Regions from separate parts of the Mus musculus genome. Here region 1 is linked to region 2. The links are chromatin loops, found by intact Hi-C in ENCODE. Cell type or tissue: heart. All regions are shown on one strand. Each heading gives the region's core, and the rest is flanking DNA. Links, peaks and the distances in the headings are about the cores only. Region 1 has its middle 22 kb from the start of Tbc1d9b. Region 2 holds the start of Rnf130 (ring finger protein 130).

Evidence for each region. Hi-C counts contacts between places; a loop is a spot of excess contacts. Peaks named below come from ENCODE experiments on the same cell type or tissue, not always from the same donor. Only the 100,000 strongest peaks of a DNase experiment are listed, where the experiment ranks them.
Region 1: it touches region 2 in a loop (4-fold over the local background); 9 of 42 quality-filtered maps call a loop at or near these places.

Annotation. Positions count from the first base shown.
Region 1 is chr11:50,105,557-50,113,556 of GRCm38, reverse strand. It overlaps a transcript of Rnf130 not described here. Among named protein-coding and RNA genes, the nearest start is that of Tbc1d9b, 22 kb to the left of the region's middle. In heart, for the core only: no CTCF peak of the experiment used is centred there; a DNase peak (open chromatin) is centred at 4,476; H3K27ac peaks cover 348 bases.
Region 2 is chr11:50,017,817-50,028,573 of GRCm38, reverse strand. Rnf130 (ring finger protein 130) reads right to left here and starts at 3,243. Exons shown (of 9, transcript NM_021540.4): 1 at 2,927-3,243. The coding sequence starts at 3,173. In heart, for the core only: a CTCF peak has its summit at 3,635; DNase peaks (open chromatin) are centred at 1,623 and 3,573; H3K4me3 peaks cover 2,358 bases; H3K27ac peaks cover 1,735 bases; H3K27me3 peaks cover 1,798 bases.

The DNA.
Region 1 (8,000 bases), core at 1-8,000, 85 kb before region 2:
CTGCTCTGGAATTTTACTATGTAGACCATGCTGGCATCAAACTTACAGAGATCTGTCTGCCTCTGCTTTCTGAATGCTGATAGTAAATTGTTTACTACCTGCTTGGCTCGGTGTGTGTGTGTGTGTGTGTGTGTGTTTAGTGTTTAGAGAGATTTATTTATATGAGGACACTGTAGCTGTCTTCAGACACACCAGAAGTGAGCACTGGATCCCACTACTGAAGGCTGTGGGAATTGAACTCAGAACCTCTGGAAGGGCAGGCAATGCTTTTTACTGCTGAGCCATCTCTCCAGCCCTCGGCCTGTGTATCTTTTAAAGTCATGATTAATTCTTTGCTTCTTAGCCAAAACCCATAGTTTTGAAGATACTCAATTCTACCTTCTGGAAGTTTCGTTGTTCATGTAGCCTTTCACATTTGGGCCCAAATTTTCAAGTATGGCAGGAATTTTGATTCCTTTTTCACCTGTGCAGACACAGCAGACATGGTGCCATCCTGCACAGGCCCTGCTGGTCTCTTGCTGCAAAGCGTCCCTAGATGCAGTGTTCGGGAGTTAACCCCGTGATGCTCCTGGTCAGCATTGCATGGGCTTAGCAGTCTCTGTAAGTCCTCTGCTTGTCGTCTAGAAATTATCAAGTTTGTCAAGTTATGCCTCTTCACACTTGCCTCCTAGAATCTTACAGAAACTTCAGGGATCTGCAGATTAATATGAGACAATACTGAGTTTGTCCTTCCTCCAACTTGTGACAATCCTTCTATTACATCACCTTGAATGTCCCGGCAGTGCACAGTAGCTCTCTGTGTAGAAGCCCTGCGTCTCTTTCAGATTTATTCCTTCACAGGCTGTCTACTTGATACTCTTGTAAGCAGTATCTTTTTGAAAATTTCATTTTTAATTGCTTACTGTTGATATATTATTTAAATAAGACAGGATCTTGCTGACTGGGTGCAGAGCTCTGGGTCCGATGGCCCTCCTCCCTCAGCCTGGGTAGCTGGTTCATGCCACTGGGCCTGGCTTGGTACCTCAATGTGTGACTGATTCTGCTAAATTTGCGTATTCATTTTAAGAGCTGGTTTGTAGGCGCCGAGGATTCTCTCCTTAGGTTGTCTGTGGACAGTGGTAGTTTTAGTCATCTTACTTTTTACTTATACCTTTCATTTCTTTTTCTTGCCTTACTATAGTAGCTAACATTGCTACTGACGGTGTGGTAGGAGACTCACAGTAGGCCTACTTCCGTACAGTTGGAAAGGAGCATGTTCTTATGCTTGTGGTCATTTTAAAAATGCACTATAGTCAAGATCTGGCATCTGTGATAGACATTTCCTTAGTAAATTGCTGTGTGCTATGTAAGCTCAGGGAAACACTGGCTCTGGAGGCGGGGCTGCTACACACACCACCCCATTGTCCAGCGCAAAGCAGTTACTGTTTATTTCTTGATGCAAGAGCACCAATGGTGGGAAGAAATGACTGAAAGTCTCACGCAGGAGAGGACACTTTGCCTAGGACCCTCCTTATTTGTCACTCACCCCGGTGAACTACTTGGTGCCAGGCTTTTCCAGTCAGGCCTAGTAGACAGTGGAAGTGTCAGATCTAACACTCTACTGTCTTTCTGATGTACACTGTTCGCTTCTTTCCCTCAATCCTGCTGTATATTCAACACATTCATTTGGAATGGAAGCCATGGTTTTGTGGGTCATTTTCTTTACGAAATATCTTGGAAATTTTAGCATTTTCTCCTATAATTATTAAGAAAAATCGCTCCCCCTGCTCCTGTCAATTATTTCAAATGTACTCATTTTCAAAGAAACAAAGCCACAGATGGCCAGAGTCAGGTATGTACTACACAGCTGTAATCTGAGCACTTGGGAGGCTGAGACAGGGCTGTCCTAAATTCAAAGCAAGCCTGGGATAACAACAGAACCTGTTTCAGAAGAAACACACAGCCACACACTCAGATACACATATTGTCACACATACTGACATACGCACACCCAGACAGACAGGCACAGGCAGACAGGCACACACACAGGCACACGCACCTGTACAGATTTAGACACACAAACAAACTCTTAGGTTTTCCTATTTACATGCTATCAAGACTCTTTCCACTAATATTTTGTTTAAACCCCCCGGATCTTTGGAGCTGGGGCAGCTGCTCATCCAGAGGAACTGGATTTTATTTCCCACCCACAGGGCAGCACATAACCACCTGAGGACCCAATGCCTCCTTCTGTCCTCTTGGGCACCAGGCATGCAGGCAAAACACCCATAGATAGATAGATAGATAGATAGATAGACAGACAGACAGACAGATAGATTAAAACAAAACCAAATATTCACATCTATATTTGCTAAATAACCTATCTCCCCTTTCTTTCCTTTCAGCTGTGGTCAACTGGCCCTGATGCTATGTGGATCACAGAAATACTTGGGAAGCTTTTCCCTTTCCTACTCTCCCTTAAATATCACAAAGAGCTCCCCAGTAGAAGCCATTGGGAAACACAGACATTTACAATTCTTAACAGTGGCACAATTGCAGTTAGGAAGGAGCAATTCTATGGTTGGGGTCACAGCGTGGAGAGCTGTAGTGAAGTGTGGCAGCATTAGGAAGGTTGAGAGCCACTCTGACCTTAGGGGTTTCTTTGAAGAATGATTTTAACTTAAGGGTCCAATGTATTATTTAGATGTTGGTGAACTTAATTTCCTATTTCTCATATCAATTTTAAATCGAAAGACATTGATCAACATTTAATCTTCAGAATTTATTGACAAAATTCCAGTTATTTTTATCATTACTTTAAAAAAGTTTTATTTTTATTAATGCGTTTGGGTCCGTATTAGAGTATGCCACATTAAGTGCAGATGCCCAAAGAAGCCGGAGAGGCCACTGGACTTCCTGAAGTTGGAGTTCCAGGCAGTTGTGAGGCACCTAACATGGCTGCTGGGAACTGAACTCGGGTCCTCAGGATGAATAGCCAGTGCTGTAAGCTGCTGCTCCAGCCCCCACAGCTACTGTTAAAAAATCACGGTACAAAGTACTAACAGAATTTGGTGTCGTTATCATTGAGAAACCTGTTTGTACATCTTGAGCACTTTTATGTATGTTTCATGGTGAAGGAAGTTTCCAGGACTTTTCCAGTCTGCAAGCCTGGAGCTCTAAAGCCATCAAACAGCTCTCCGTCTCCCTCCCTAGAACTCCGGATCTCACCATTTCTCCTGTGTTTCTTTGCAGTTTCTGACGTGTGCATTCATGATATGTCTTCATTCTTAGTATTGGGTGTTGGTGTCTCCTTGATCAGGAAATGACGTTAATTTCATTTTCTTTTTTAAAGAAATGCCTTTGGGCTTGATTGACTCGGCTGTGCGTTTGTCCTCCATTCATGACAGTCTATAGTTCCTTGAATTCAGTTTGATGCTCTTGAGAGAAAGGCCTAGAGCACTGGCTTCTAGCCTTTCTAGACTCATGGTCACAGATGTCTACCATAAAAAGGGCACCATACAAGTGGTAAGACATTTTTAGTATTTTAATCATCACTTAGAATTACACACTATTACCCTCTCTGTTATCTATTTCCTCTTGGATTTTCCATTTGTTATTATTTTCCTTATGTGTAAATATTTGTTTTTGATGAGGTTTCACTATATAGCCAGGATCCTCCTACCACAGCTTCCCAAATGCTGGTTGCCTACCCCACTGTGCCTAACTCAGCCTAAGCCAAAACTGTTTCTACACTGTAAGTCTAGTGACCTAGTAACCTTCTGAGACAATCAAAATTTAATTGCATTTCAACAGCTTTCCAGGGTCGTTAGATGAAGCAGATGCAAACATTGTTATCGTCTTTTGATGAAACTAAAAAAAAAAAAAACATTGCAAAGTGAAGGCAGACAGTCTTGTGCTCAGTGGTATTCAATAAGCCCTCTAAATAACTCAGATTTGACAAAACTTAAGAATTAGTTAGGAAAGGCTGGGGAGCGCAATCTGTTGCTAAGTGCTGAACTAGCATGCATGGAGCCCTGGGTTTGAGCACCATCCCTGGGAGGAAGTGGACAAGGAGTTTAAGAGGTCAAGCTCACCCTTGTCTACATGCGAAAGTTGAGGCTAACTTGGACTACCGGAGGCCTTGGCTCAAAACAACAAAAACAGCCCCCAAACTCTTCACTATGGAAACCTGTGTTCTGAGACTCAACAGTTGTTTACAAATCTATTATCTTGAATCTTCTTTTAAAAGACAAAGTAATGTTCAATATCTGCTGATTCTCATTTTTTTTAAAGGCTTGGATACTGGTCCAGGCCCTACTTCCAGGTCAGGTGACAGAAGGTTCATGATCGTAAGTCAGAAGGCTGTTGCGTCACTGTGTCTTAGGCTTCGTGGTTCCTGCTCGGGGGAGAAAAGCAGCACGGATTTCCACAGAAAGCTTTCCTCATATAAAGCAGTGGGAGGCAAGAGTGAGCCTTTCTAAGATTCTAAGCATTGGCTGTGAGTTCTCCCCGATAGAGTGACCTTTTGTACCTTCGTGGTGAACACAGCTCGGCCTACCCAGTGTTCACTTTGTGAACAGGAAGGAAATGAAGATGAGCTGTTAGACCTTAGTGGCCCAGAGACTTTCTTAGGCTGAATATGCCTGACAAGGCTTTCCCCTTTTCAATACCAGGAAAGGCTTTGCAGGATCAGCTTTTTTTTTTTTTTTTTTTTTTTTAAATAAAGGAAGGAAATCTGCAGAAACTACTGAGCCAGGCACCTTCACTAACACAATTTTTCAAATCTCCCAAGTCCTATATGCTGCTACAGTAGCCTATATACATTGGTGAGGAGTCTGGGGCTGCAGGAAGCTCAGTGAGTCAGGCAGGGTCTCATGCTTGCCTGCTGCACATTCTAATGCAGATCAAATCAACATAAAGTGGACACTGGGTCACAGGCCAGCTTTAGCTGTGGCGCAGGGAAAACGCTGAGATGGTGCAGGCTCAGTTTACTTTGCCTGGACAGGAACCTAGTGCCACAGGCTTCTGCTGCTTGTCCCCGACCCAAGCCGGGCTGCAGCACATTCACACCCAACATAAGCAGAGCGAGTGAGAAGGCAGTCAAGGCTCAGTTTCTGAGTTGTCTGCTGCTGTTAAGTCCAATTCTTAAACTCTGGATAAGGAATTTACTATAGTAAAACCAAACAACTGCAAAGGAAAACAGGGAAGGGCACTTGGGAATCTTTTCTCTGCTATTTAAAAAGTCTAAAGCTCGAAAGTTGCTGGCCAAAGGGAAATGAGGCTTGCTCAGGCTTAGTGGCTGCAGCTGCCTTTGGCCTGACACAGGACCAGGAGACTCTGCAAGTTCCTCTTTAGACACACCTCCCAACTCTGAATCCACTGATGCCAGAGCTTCTGTGACACAAAGTAGTCTTTAAAACATTTATTTTTGGTTTAAAAAACAAAAAACAAAACCCTAAAGTGAAAACAACTGTATGTTCTTCCCCAAGGATTTAGAGCTGAAATACCCACATCAGCCTAAACATGGTCACATTCTAAGTTTTAAAATACTACGTGAAAAAATTATTCAATTTTATATATTAACTATGCATATCCTGACTAATAAAAAATAAACAATTTTATTTTGATGCTAATTCTGTATTGGGCCCAAAGGAACAAAAAACACATTTTAATACACAACACACACACACACACACACACACACACACACACTTTCTTGGTTACTGAGATCACAATTAGAACACGAAAACAGTTAAATATCTAAGATACAAAATACCACATTCTTATCTCAGTTACTGATGACCTACACTTCCAGTCGTAACCTATAACTTTATTCCTTTTTATCTTTTAGTTCTTGCCAAAAATTATGCTTTATTTCTTGCAAAAATATTTAATAGTACTAATTTTTAGAGAAGCAGTATGTGATGCTAAAGACGGAGACTCTGTGGAGAGAGGAGCTACATTAAACAAGCAGAAACAGCAACACTGCTGTTTGAGTTCCTCCATTTTCTGATGACTATTTTGAAAGCAACAGCTGATCACAAATGAGAGGGAACAGCGGAGGCAGAATCACTTTGATTCCACTGGAATAAGATGAGGTGGCAGGGACCATGCTACTAATTCACCAAACTATACTGAGGAAGCTATCAAAGGTCAGCTGACAGCTGTGCCACTAAGGGTCCCCAACCAGTGAAGCTCAGTGTGTAGGAATGCAAAGAGCAAACTGTGGCTTAAACATTTCTCTGATTCCATGTGCATGGCATGACCCAATATGCAAGCCTATGTGTGTAAAACCTACACATAGGGAGAAGCAGAGGATTTTAACAACAGTCGGTGAAGAGTCAGTGCTCACAGTCTATGACGGGCAGAAGGGACAGAAGAGAAGCAAGGAAAAGAGAACTGAACACATTAACCAATTCGACACAGCAGACACTCACACAGCACTGTGCCTAGCAACAGCAGCATCCTCCCAGGTGCGCGCTGAGCGCCCTCTGCGACTGATGGGCTAGTAATGAAGCTTTGGTACAGTAAACAGGGTAAAAGGCACGAAAGCTCTCCACCTATTTCAACCAACCAACCAAGGTATCTGGAAGAATTTAAAACAAAATTGGAAATTTGTAACAGACTGGGAAAAAAAATCTATAAATACATAGGGTTTAAAGACTATAACTGCCAAATAATCAGTGTGTTGAAGAAATCACAGGGGGAAGAAGAAATCAGTAAATAGAAAGAAGTATGGCTAGAAGAGACAGAACTCAGAGGGAGACTTTTGGCTATAAGCACCTATACTTTAAAAAGAAGCCAAGCATGCAAAACCTGCCTACTGAGGATACTGAGTGTAAGGTTCACTGAGCTTATGAGTTCCAGTCCAGCCTGGCACATACAGACTGTTCCCAGATAAAACAACAACAAAACCCCCAAAATACCAAAAACTCCCCAAAGACCTCAGATCAATAACCTAATCTTTCACTTTAGAGAGGAAAACAGCCAGCTGTGTGTGGCAGGTGGTGCACATCTGTAGTGGAGCATTTGGAGGCGGCAGGTGTGGGTTCAGCCTGGTCAAGTTCACAGTGCCAGGACCACCAGAGCCATGAGAGAGGATGAGAGGTTGAGGGGTGAGCAAGTGAGCCCCAACAATTGCAGGAACCCTAACAAGTGCAGGAGCACACTAGAGAAACCCGAAACTTCCTAGGAAGAGGAGCCTGGACCATGTGGGTTCTCAGCATCTGAAGGACCATCGGCCCTTGTACTCTTCCTAACACAGAGGGCAGAGCTGGTGAGATCAGCGTTTACAACGATGCCAAAGCGGAGCAAAGAGCCAAGCTTATCTTACAAACTAAAGAAGTCGTCTGACAGTCCTAGCACACTGCAACGACACACTCTGTGAGTGAGATTACCCTAGGAATGTGAGGCTGGTTCAGAGCATGGAAAAAGTGTAATCACTGGGATTTGCCTTGGCTGCAACAGACCTTGAGAGAATTGTAGGTCTGAGGTCATTCTGAACTGCATTGCCAAATCCTGTCTCAAAAAAAAAAAATCAATATATACTATGTTAATATGGGACAAAATGCCACAAGATCAGTGTAATAGGTACAGGGAAACGTGACACCATCTAAAAGTTTCGGGGTAAAAGCATCTCGTAACCTACGGACAGATTACTTTCTCAAGTTGATGGAGAGTAAGAAAATCCTATAGCGACTTCCCACTCACTGCTGACCAACTGAATTCTCCCTTCTACCATGGAGATTGTAATAAAACATGGAAGTTAGTTTATATCTTTTATAGTCACTGTCTACCTAAGGATGAACAAGCAAGAAAGTAAAACAGACTATAAGGAGACATAAAAGACCCCTAGACTCAAATGACATGATCGTGTACATAGAAAATCCTAAAGAATTCTAAAGGTTAGTTAAATTCAGCAAACTTGCAAAAATAGCATACAAAAATAAACCATACTACTACAGAAATAAAGTATTACTACATGACACAACATAGATGATCCTTGAACACATTGTGGGCCA
Region 2 (10,757 bases), core at 1-8,000:
TTTACAATGTCTGTGCCACACACTAGCTAGGTCTGCTCTGCAAAGGGATTAGGGTGTTCCTAATTCAAAGTTGATCATTGCAGCAAGCAGCCAGAAAGCAGCTATGATCTGTTCAGAAACTTACAACACACCCCTTCAAAACTCCCTTTCTAAAAATGAACATTTGTATCAGGTAACATATAAATGTTAGTCCAGAACAAAGAGCATCTCCACTCAGTGATATATTCTGTTTAATGAAAAATATTTGTTTCAAAGTATACTTGGTTAGGAAGCATTTTCACAAAGTAGAATGGTAGCACTTTTCAAAGTGTACTTTTAAAATAACAACCCTTTAAGGGAAAATAGAGTCAATCAGACCGTTATAAAGATAGGTCAAGTAAGACTCAGTAATTCACACATGCCTAGCTGTGCAACTCATACTGACCTGAGAAGAGCACTGTAAAATCAACAAGGGTTTCTAACTTCACAGATCAAGCCATACATATAGAATTTCATTATGAAAACTCTAAATTTCTTGTGTCTTTTCAAATAGGTATTATTGTTTTTTGTTTTGGGGAAGAGGGTCTCACACCATAGGCCAGGCTGTCCTGGGATGCACTGTGGAGAACCAATCCTCCAGCAATTCCACTGCTGGGATGACAGGTGTCTGCTACCCCACCTAGCTTCTTAAACACAAAGAATTTTACCAGACTTCTACCACAGTCTTCTTTTTAAAATACATTCTTGAGTTTCTTACACACGAGCAGAATGTCACCTTGGAGTTCTTATAAACCCACGGGTGTAGAAACATTTATAGGCAGATGTCCTGGGGAGAGAGCCCCTCCGAATGGGAGCTTCAGAAAGACTCCTCCAACAGCTCTACTCCAGGCTACTGCCTTTCCTTTCTGTCAGCAATTTTAATGGTGCTTGGCAAAGTGGGTTTCAATCAGCACTTGCTGGACTGAAAGACCACATGGGTAAAGGCCATTTGTCCAAAACTTGACCCCTACAGGGTCCCACCATTGACATCCTGAGAAATCCTGACACAATTCTCATGTGGTATGAGCTGGCGAGATGGCTCAGCAGTTAAGAGTGGTTGCTGCTTTTGCAGAGGACATGGGCTTGGTTGTCAGCACCCACAAGATGGCTGTGTAACTCCAATTCCAGCCTCTTCTGGTCTCCGTGGGCTCTACATGGTATACATACATCCAACAAAACATCCATACATAAAATAAGTAATATTTTTTTAAGGACACAATAATGACACCACTTCTTCACAGGAGAGGTGAGTTCTCCATCAGTTAATTTTTTAAAAATAAGAAATGAAGCCACCAGACCAAATTATTTTACCAGTATCAAACAGTGTGTATTTGCAGCAGAGGTCTAATATGCAGCCTTCAACCAGTGACAGGTTAAGATAACTGACTTTTAGCTCCCCAAACCTTTCTGCTGGACTCATACAAGCACTATCCAAAAGGGGACTTAATTTGGGGGTGAAGACAAGCAACAGATAGTGGCACTCAAAACACTTTGGAGTACAGCATCTTAAGTGAGGATGGTGGTCTGGGTTGCCTGGGGAGAACCAAGCCCCAAGAGCAAACCACAGATTTCATAACACTTTACAGCTCTTTCTGCAGAGTAGCTTGCCTCTCTCTTCCTCTTCCTTCCCTTCCACATGACCCTCACGGTTCTTTTCCCCACCAGAAAATAGTGTAGCATTGTTACTGCCATAGTTTGGCAACATTACATGTCCCAACCACAGTGACTGGCACAGAGCAGGCAGCAAATATTTATTGAATGGAGCAAAGAAAAAAAAACTGTTCCTATGGTCAAATAGGGACCTTAAGTACTGCTTCTAACCTAGTGGAATAAGAAATACACTGGTGTAAAAATGACCGTTTAAGAGCCCAGTCTAAGTTGAAGAAAGACAACAGTAAAACCTTATGCCCCAAGCCAGTATGCCTCAACAACAACTGCTTAATATATGTTATACAAATACCGAGCTCAGAGAGCATATTTTAATATTTTAGACTATAAAAGCAAACACTATTGCCTAGATTAGGTCATCTGAACACGAATAGCAATTTTGGTTTTTAATCCTCTCAACATTGTAAGGTGAGAACGGGAGGATATAGAAGATGGGAGACATCTCCCCGAAGTCCAGCCTGCCAAAGTCCCCAAATGTCACACTCCACGGAGAAATGTCCTTTAAAACACGGCCAGTAATTAACAAATACCAGTTTACACCAAATCATTAAGAATTCACAGCCAGCATACACAAAGGGAACGCCAAGGCTAAATCAAATGGCTTCAAAGACGATTCCTGATCATTTTACCTTTTTTCCTTCTGGATGGGCACCCGTGACCAAAGACTTGGCTACTAGTTCAGCTACTCTCACATTCTTTATAATGTGAAAATCTCTAGCGTTTCATGACAGCACAACTATCGGGGCCAGAGAAAACCAAAAGCAACAGGGACCCTCTCCCCTTAGCCACTACTGGGGGGAGAGGGAGGGGGAGGGGGAGTAGATGGGGGGGGGGGCTCTGATCCCTAGAGATTCACTGCAGTGTTAAATCCGTGGGATTTCAGGAACAAACCTACCGATTCCAAAAAACAGGTTAAGCATCTCGTCCACCATGAACTAGTTCTGCGCCCCTGCACCACCTCCTTTGTCTCAACTGTCCCTGAAAACTCGCATTCCAGTGCCCTCCAGTAAACAAGCTAACTAAATGAAAAAGAGGAGGACGTTCTAAGTCTCGCTCTCTTTTAGTTTTAGGGTGAAATGCAGCAGGGTTTCTGGAGCCTCTTTCCTCAGCGGGGAGCAGGCCAGGCTCCACAGCGCGAGGACCTCGAGCCCCCTGGGCCGGCGGCCGAACGGCGCGCAGACCCCCGGCCACGCCGCCCCCGCGACCCCCGCCCGGCTTCGGGCTTCGGCTCCGGCCTCACCTCCGTGGATGGGCAGCGGTGCCAGCACCTGGCCGCGGACCTCGGCCTTGGGTGAGTCGAGCCCGTAGCGCCCGCGGTCGATGCGGAACGTGAGCGGGGTGCCGCGGCCGGGCTCCTGCACCGTCACGTTGATGAGCGCCGTGTAGTACTCCTGGCTCGCGTTGTCCGCTCGCGTCGGCCACAGGCTGCAAGTCAGCAGGGCCAGCGCCGCGAGCCGGGCCGGGCCCGCTCGCGCCGCGCCGCTCATGGTCCCTCCGGCCGCCGCCGCCGCCGCCGCTCGCGGACCGGGCTCCGGGGCCGGTGCTGAGAGGCGGGGCGGGCGCGGCCCGGGCTGCGGCGGGAGCGCGCGCGCGCCTCGAAACGAGCCGGGCACGAGCACGGCCCTCCTCGGCGCCGCGGCTCCGCCGTTCGCCGCCCTCACGTCCGCGGCCCGCGCGCGAGTGCGCGCCCGTGGATCTCTCAGGGGAAGGACGGCGCGTCAGGCCGTGTGCTGTCAGGGCACCTGGAATGCCCAGGGACTAGGCCTGCGGACAGGGCCCCTGAGAGGACTCGGAGTGGTGGGAAGGAGTGGTCCCCACTGCTCGGGGAGGGTCAGCAACGCCGCCTCAGGCGCGTGCCCGCCGCCGCCCCATTCCCTCCAGCAGAGCGGCAACGCGCAAGCCCGATGCGCAAACCCGTCCGCTGCGCGTGCGCAATAGGCGCTGCCTGCTCCCGCCCTCCCGCACGAGGGCCAGGGGCGGTCCAGTCACCTGCTTGCTGGCACTGGGTTCAGTGAACTGCCCCGGGCTTCATACCCCGCTATGACCTGGATCTGTGAAGCTTTCCAAGAACCTATAGAGATGTTGGAGATACCACTAAAAGAAACTAAGCTAATCGTTAAGGTTTTAAATTAAATGTCTGTGAGAGCTAACATTTCCACTGGGTTGGTTGCATGCTGTACAATAATTGACATCAGTCGGGAGAGTGCCTTTGCGTTTGGGGCCCAGTAGACTTGGACCCAATAAGGCATCTGAGTGGTTAGCAAGGTCTGTTAGAGACGGATGTTAACTTCATCAGGTTGGTATGGTCCTCTTCCCCCACTCCCCCCTCCCCGCCCCCAGAATACCCAGAGCCACAGGCCTTCACTTCCTTTTTGTAAAATGGCATAGTACCACGGCATTTAACAAGGACTCTGCTCTGTTTCTTCAGTAATTGGGCCTCTCCTCACTGGGTGAAATGGACCCCAGTACCTATTCTCAGGATGAGACCCCGGAGGTGCCTGCCAAAGAGTCACAGGCTATGTTTGGAGCCTGCATCAGACTATCTCTAATATGAATCTCCTTTCCCCTCCCATTTGTTGGTCTAATCTTCCCTTTGCTAAAAATGTGTATGGTATTAGCAAGGGTTTTTAGTGTGTGGGGTGCTGATGCCCCTGACGAGAAGTGATAGAAGTCCACACACACCTGATACAAAACCAGGGTAGAGGAAGGAGTAAACAACGAAAATAATTTTATGGTTGGGGTCACTACAACATAAAGAACTGTATTAAAGGGTCACAGCATTAGGAAGGTTGAGAACTACTGGTGTAACAGTATATGGGAAATGAGAATGTAGTGTTTAGGGTACTTGGGTGTGGGGGGCTTCCTGGAGGATGTGGGCTGAAGTCTGAATAGAGCCCTCAGATGCCTGTCAGTGAGCTACCCTCATGCCCACCTTGACAGGGCCATTTCTCTATCTCTACCACTTTCTTTGTCTCTTAAACCTCTTTGCCTGTCTCTCTTCCCATTTCTCAGTTCATAAGAATGCCTAGATCACCTGTTTGTCCCATGTCAAATTCCCTTCTTGCCAAGCTCCACTAAGATCTCAGCTACCACCTTTGCAGGTCCCAGATTCTATTAAGAGCTTTTGTCTGTCAGGATTTGATCTGCTTGCTACCTCTAGGTGTATAAGGACAAGTGTGTAAGGCCCATGGAACAGTGCTTGGGGGACTCCAGGGGTCAAAGCCTAAGCATGGCCCCATGGGCAGTGCTGAAACTCTCAGAGAGTTGTCTAGTTTTCCAAAGTCTGTCTCCTCCTCCCCTCTCCTCCCCTCCCACTCTCCCTCCTCCTCTTTCTCTTCCTCCATAGCCTCTTAACTTCTCTTCTTCCTCTTGTGCTTCCTCGTTTGTGTTCTTAAATTTTCTAAATGACCCCAACTGGTCATACAAAGCCCCGCTCTCATTTTATCAAAAGCAGCAGTTTGCTTTTACCACAATTCCTAGTCTGATTTTCTGCCCCCACATTAATGTACTTAATGTGTCTTTTCTTTGTGTTCTTGCAACGTTTGTATTGTCTAGTATTTTGTACTTTTTAATTATTAAATCATGGAGGCAGAGGCAGGCGGATTTCTGAGTTCGAGGCCAGCCTGGTCTACAGAGTGAGTTCCAGGACAGCCAGGGCTACACAGAGAAACCCTGTCTTGAAGAACCAAAAAACAATTATTAAGTCTTACTGGGTTGTGAATGTCTTCTGTCTTTCATTCTCTTCATTCACTAGTACACTGGATTTTTAGAGTTACAGTTATTGAGGTTGATGTTGAAATGTAACATCTGGGGGCTTGGGAGGTGACTCTGGGGTAAAGTGATCACTGTGCAAACATGAGAACCTAAGTTCTGAACCCCAGAACTCACATAAAGCCACATATGGTAACACGCGTTTGTAACCCCAGAGTTTCTGTGCAAAGATGCGAAGTAGAGCTAGGAAAATAACCAGGAAAGACCTTGCCTCAAACAACATAGAAGGCAAGGACAGCCACTTATGGTTGTCTTCTGACCTCCACACGTGTACCATGGCTTGAACACATCCATACAGACAGTGAACAAGCACACACACACACACACACACACACACACACACACACTTCCTAAGGAATGTAACATCGGTAGGAAAGTGCAGAAATCTTGTGTGTACACCGGGCAAATATTTCCAAGGTGAAAGCCATTTTATAACAACTGGAACAAAACAAAAAGCAGCACTAAAACCCTGAAAGTCTCCCTGGCCGCCTGTGACGAACACCCAGGTATTCTTATTCCTGAGGCTATAGATTAGTTTGATTTACATAAATGGGACCACACAGCACCTACTCACTGGTGTCTGGTTTCTTAATGGTATGTCTGAAATTAATTTTCTGTCATTTTAATTTAGTCATGGTTCTTTTTTATTTCCTGTGTAGTATTCCATGATTGATTTATCCATTTTCCTATTCATGAGCACTGTTATTGATTTTTCTCTAGGGACTATGGAAAACAGGGGTGCTGGGAAATCTGTTTTGTTTCTATGCTGCCACACCTCCTTGTTGTCCTCTCCTCGGGCTGTTGACCTTTGAGCCTGCGGCCTTACTCATGCAGGACAATTGCTCTGCCACCTAGCTTTATGCTACAACCTGTTTGCTATGGCTTGAATATTTATTCCCAAGCATTTGTGTGTAGTGACCTAATCTCTAATGTCATATGTTGATGGCATTTAGAGGTCACTGGGTCAGGAGGGTGCTGGCTTTTGAATAGATCGATCTGTTGATGGATTTGTGGAGTAATGGACCAGTAAGTTACTGAGGAATGACTTAGTTATAAAAGCAAAGTAGAGGTCACTGGACAACCGTGAGTGTCTGTCCTTGCCTTCTATGTTGTTGGAGGCAAGATCTTTTCTGGTTATTCTCCTAGCTCTGATCTTCCTTCTACCATGATAAGATACAGCAAGAAAGCCCTCCACAAATAGTGCCATGATCTTAGACCTCCAAGCCTTCAGAACTATAAGCCAGACACATATCCAGCCTTTATTGGTTACCCAATTTCAGGTAATATATTATAGCCACAGAAAATGCACTGTGTCAGCAGGGTTGGGCGTTGCTGTCTTGCATCCCTGAGAGTGTGCTTTAGAGTTGCAGGGCAGGCGTATACTTAGCTCTGGAAGAAGCACCACTACCTTTTCTTAGCTATCCTCTCGTTACCCCAACTCGAATCTCTCTTCTCGGTCTCTGTGTTTGAGGCCTTCACTGTTGTTATTGATCACATTCCATCCCCAAACTATGACCAAGGATAAATTGTTACAGAAGGTGGTCCAATACAATAATGCAGGCTTGCTGGAGTTGTGTCCTGTGGATCCTCCAATCCTCAGGGTGCCACAGGTGGCCTATACCCCTAACACAGAGCCATGTAGGAACTGCTTCTAATGCTAGCATATTCACCCCAGATTCACTCCCTCCTCCTTGGGAATGATGTGAACAGGTGTGTCCTGTTCCTAAAATGGTTTCACAGAGATAGGCTCTAGGGTCCCAGAGTCATCAGTTCCAACACATAGTTACTTTTCTATTGTTGTGATAAAACACCAAGATCAAGCATTATGTAGCTAAAGATGGACCTTGAACTTCTGACCTTCTTGCTTCTACTTCCCAAATGCTGGGATTGCAGGTGTGCCACCACTTCTGGTTTTAAAGTGCCCACTTCAATGTTATCTTCCCCTTTGCTGTGAGTGATTTGGTTTTCAATGGCAGCCTTATCACCTGTCTTTAGCTATCACCCACTTGGCCAACATTGAAGAGACCCTAGATTCCATCCCCTACCATAGAGGAAAAGAATGCATGTGGGGGAGGGTAGTAAAAAGAAGAGAGAAGGGAGGGAGGATTCTTGAAGAAAATTATTTGAGTAATAATTAAATAGGACCTGAACATAGTAAAATTCTGAAATTGATTTTTTTTTAAAGTCAAACTCTAGAACAACTGATAGAAAAGAGTGGGGATATGAGAGAAGCACTCAGGCCTGGGCTCACATCAGGGGTGCACTGGAGCCATTGTTAAGTGTTCAGGAATTAGAGAGACAGTTGTTAAATCGTTGATTCCCTGAAATTAACCATGATATCGGGGCAACATTTTCACCACGGAAACTGACAGTCCCTAGGAACTAGGATGTTCTCAGGATGCTGTGTGCTCCTTCTTCCCCTCTCCCTCTATTTCTTCCTTATTTTGGGGGGTGATTTATATAAAAGCCAGTGTTTCACATATGTGTTTGGCCGCAGGTCAACTGGATGGAATCTGCTTGTCCCATTGCCTCAAAGTCAGCATCCCTCTATGAAATAAGGTTCCTGGCACCTCTAGTTTTAACAGGTTCTAATCTGATGATGAGTACCTGCAACTGGTAACCACTAGCCAGCACGTTTCCTCATGACTTGCTGCTAGAAAGACAAGGACTAGAAAGATCTAGGTCGTGGTCAGGTGAGTCTGAAGTCCCAGAACAAGCCAACCTGAGTACGTAGAGTACATGAGCACTTGGGTACCAGGAGCCACCCTGTTAACCAGGGGACAGTTAGAGAAAACCCACAATGTATTTGTGTGATCCGTTGTTGTGGAATGCTGTCCTCCAAGTATAACAGCCATTACCGTCTTAATTAGAGCAGCTGTGATCACCAGATGAGGCCAAGGTGGCATCTGTTGACTTCCCTCCTAGAAGGAATGTGGGGGTCTTTGTGACTGTCATAGCCAGCAGAATAGTAATCCATAGGAGGTAAAGGTAGTTCAGTCCAATACAACCAAGTAGCTAGTGTTGGTTCAAACTCGGAGAGACTGACCCCAAGTCGTTTACTTTAGGCATATTTAAGCACAGTATATTTTGGTGAAATTCTTCCTGGTGATAACTAACTCAAATCCTGCGTGCACAATAAAGCTTAAGATGTGACCACATCAAAACTCTTGTATGTAATTCTGCCACAGCTGTACATGGCCTCGGAAGATGCTGGAGTTTATAGAGTGGGAGGTTAACTTAAGGGGACTCCATCACCTTAGCTATAAGGCTATTATTCATGCTTCAATGAGACTTTCTTAACACTGATATTTTGGGGTCACGCACACTCTGGTGAGTAAGCCCTCACTGCAGCTCCTGTGAGCAAGCTCGGGAAACACATTACTTCACCACGCTAGACTCCTGGGCAATTGTTTCTTTGGTTTGTTATCGTTGATCGATGTGGTAAGCTGTATTGATCAATTTTTGTGTATGCCTTTCCAAGAAAAATTCACACAGCAGTGATTCCCTCTAAAATTTAATGTTACTTAATAAAAAAATTGCCAGTATCTGAAGGCTTTTAAAATGGCACCTCTCTGCTTGCTACTTTAATTTAGCCATTGTCATTACTACATTACTATTTGGTCATAAATGCTCTATCTTTTCCTGGTTTTCATTTTTGCCTAAATTGTTTGATGACAGCTTAATCTATGGGAGATCCTGTGTCAAAAAAAAAATGAGTGCCTTCTGAAGAATAAGACCTGATATTGACCTTTGGCTGTCATATGCACATGTGCACACAGGTCCCCACCACACACAAGAGTATGTACTCACACACATGCACACCCATACACACACACACACACACACCCCACACACACACAAGTTGAGGCTTTAAGCTTGTTTTCTGCCAAGGACTGCACCACTCAAAGTTTATCAAGAAACATATTGAGTTCTGCAATTACTTTGCCAACAAGTAAGTGCTTTGTATTTTTTTTTCTGTTTAAACACTGATATCATAATTACTATAACCTTCTATATTTTTTCATATGCTGGGAACCTCAGAAAAAACAAAAAAGGAAGTGGCTCAGACTCCTCTTACCTTTAAGTGGATGGCCTAGAGGAAGGAAGCTGGCCTCCTGCTAGAGTCTTTTTAGGGAAGCCACATGGTGGATGCATAGAGGGAAGGCCTGTCACATTGACCTATCAAGCCACAAGCCCAGGGCTCATAGGCCATACTGGTCATGATGGCTTTGTGGTCAGGTGAGATGTAACATCTGTATAAGCAGATGGACTTGGATGTAGCTCAGTTGGTAGAGTGCTCACCCAGCATGCAGGGAGGGAGCCCTAGGCTTGATCACTAGCACCTCATAAATTAGACATGGTGGTACAACACCTCAATCCAGCACTTGAGAGGTAGTAGCAAAAGATCAAGAGGTCAAGGTGGGCAGAGGAAGATTGAGGTCAGATTTGGAGCCCGTTGTCTGTAGCAGAGCAGGATTTAATTCTCCGGAGGATAGCCAGATGAGGAAATCGAAGCTCAGTGAAGTAACTTCTTTTCCCAGTAGATGAGGCCGAAGCAAAGGCCAGGGATGTCAGACCTAATCCTGGCTGGTCCCAGGACCCTCCTGCATCTCTGCACGAGCTTGGCGCCAGGCTCAAGATTCAGATGAACTGTATTTCCTTGCATTTGGCTCAGTCCAGGAAGCCAGAGACTTGACACTGAGCTCTGTCCAGGAACTTGAGTGGGTCCTGGGCCTGATCCCTCCCCTGGGACGCTGAGCTGGGATGAGCTGCCAGGGTGGCTGCCCTTTTAGTAGAATCGAAGGTATCACTTTGCCCTTTGTCAAGATCCCTTTAGTCGGAATGATGAATGATTGAGCCACAAAGAGCTGAGAGAGCAAGTAGGTGACAGCTGGCTGGAGCCAGCCTAGACCAGCCGGCCTTCTCGTCTGACCATTGGCACTCAGGCTGACTTGAAGTGGACATCCTTAGGGTTCTGATGGCTCCTCCACCAGGGAATTTATTGTACCCAAGGGGCCTTCAGCACATAAACAACAGAAACAGATTTGGTCAGCATGTACAGAAAAAGATTGTTTGGGGAGGCTACTCAGCTGCTCTTCTGCTTAAAAGGGAAGGTGGCAGGACTGGCCTCAGAGAGGACAGGGCACTGCAACCTGTCCCTGGGGATCTGAGCAGCTGGAATCTGGGGGCAGTTTCATGAGGATGCTGCTGCTCAGGTAAGTCATCAGTGCGTTCCTCCAGGTTGCCCATTGACTTTCTCTGTTTGACCACCGACCAGCCTTGCCCAGGGAGGATGTGAT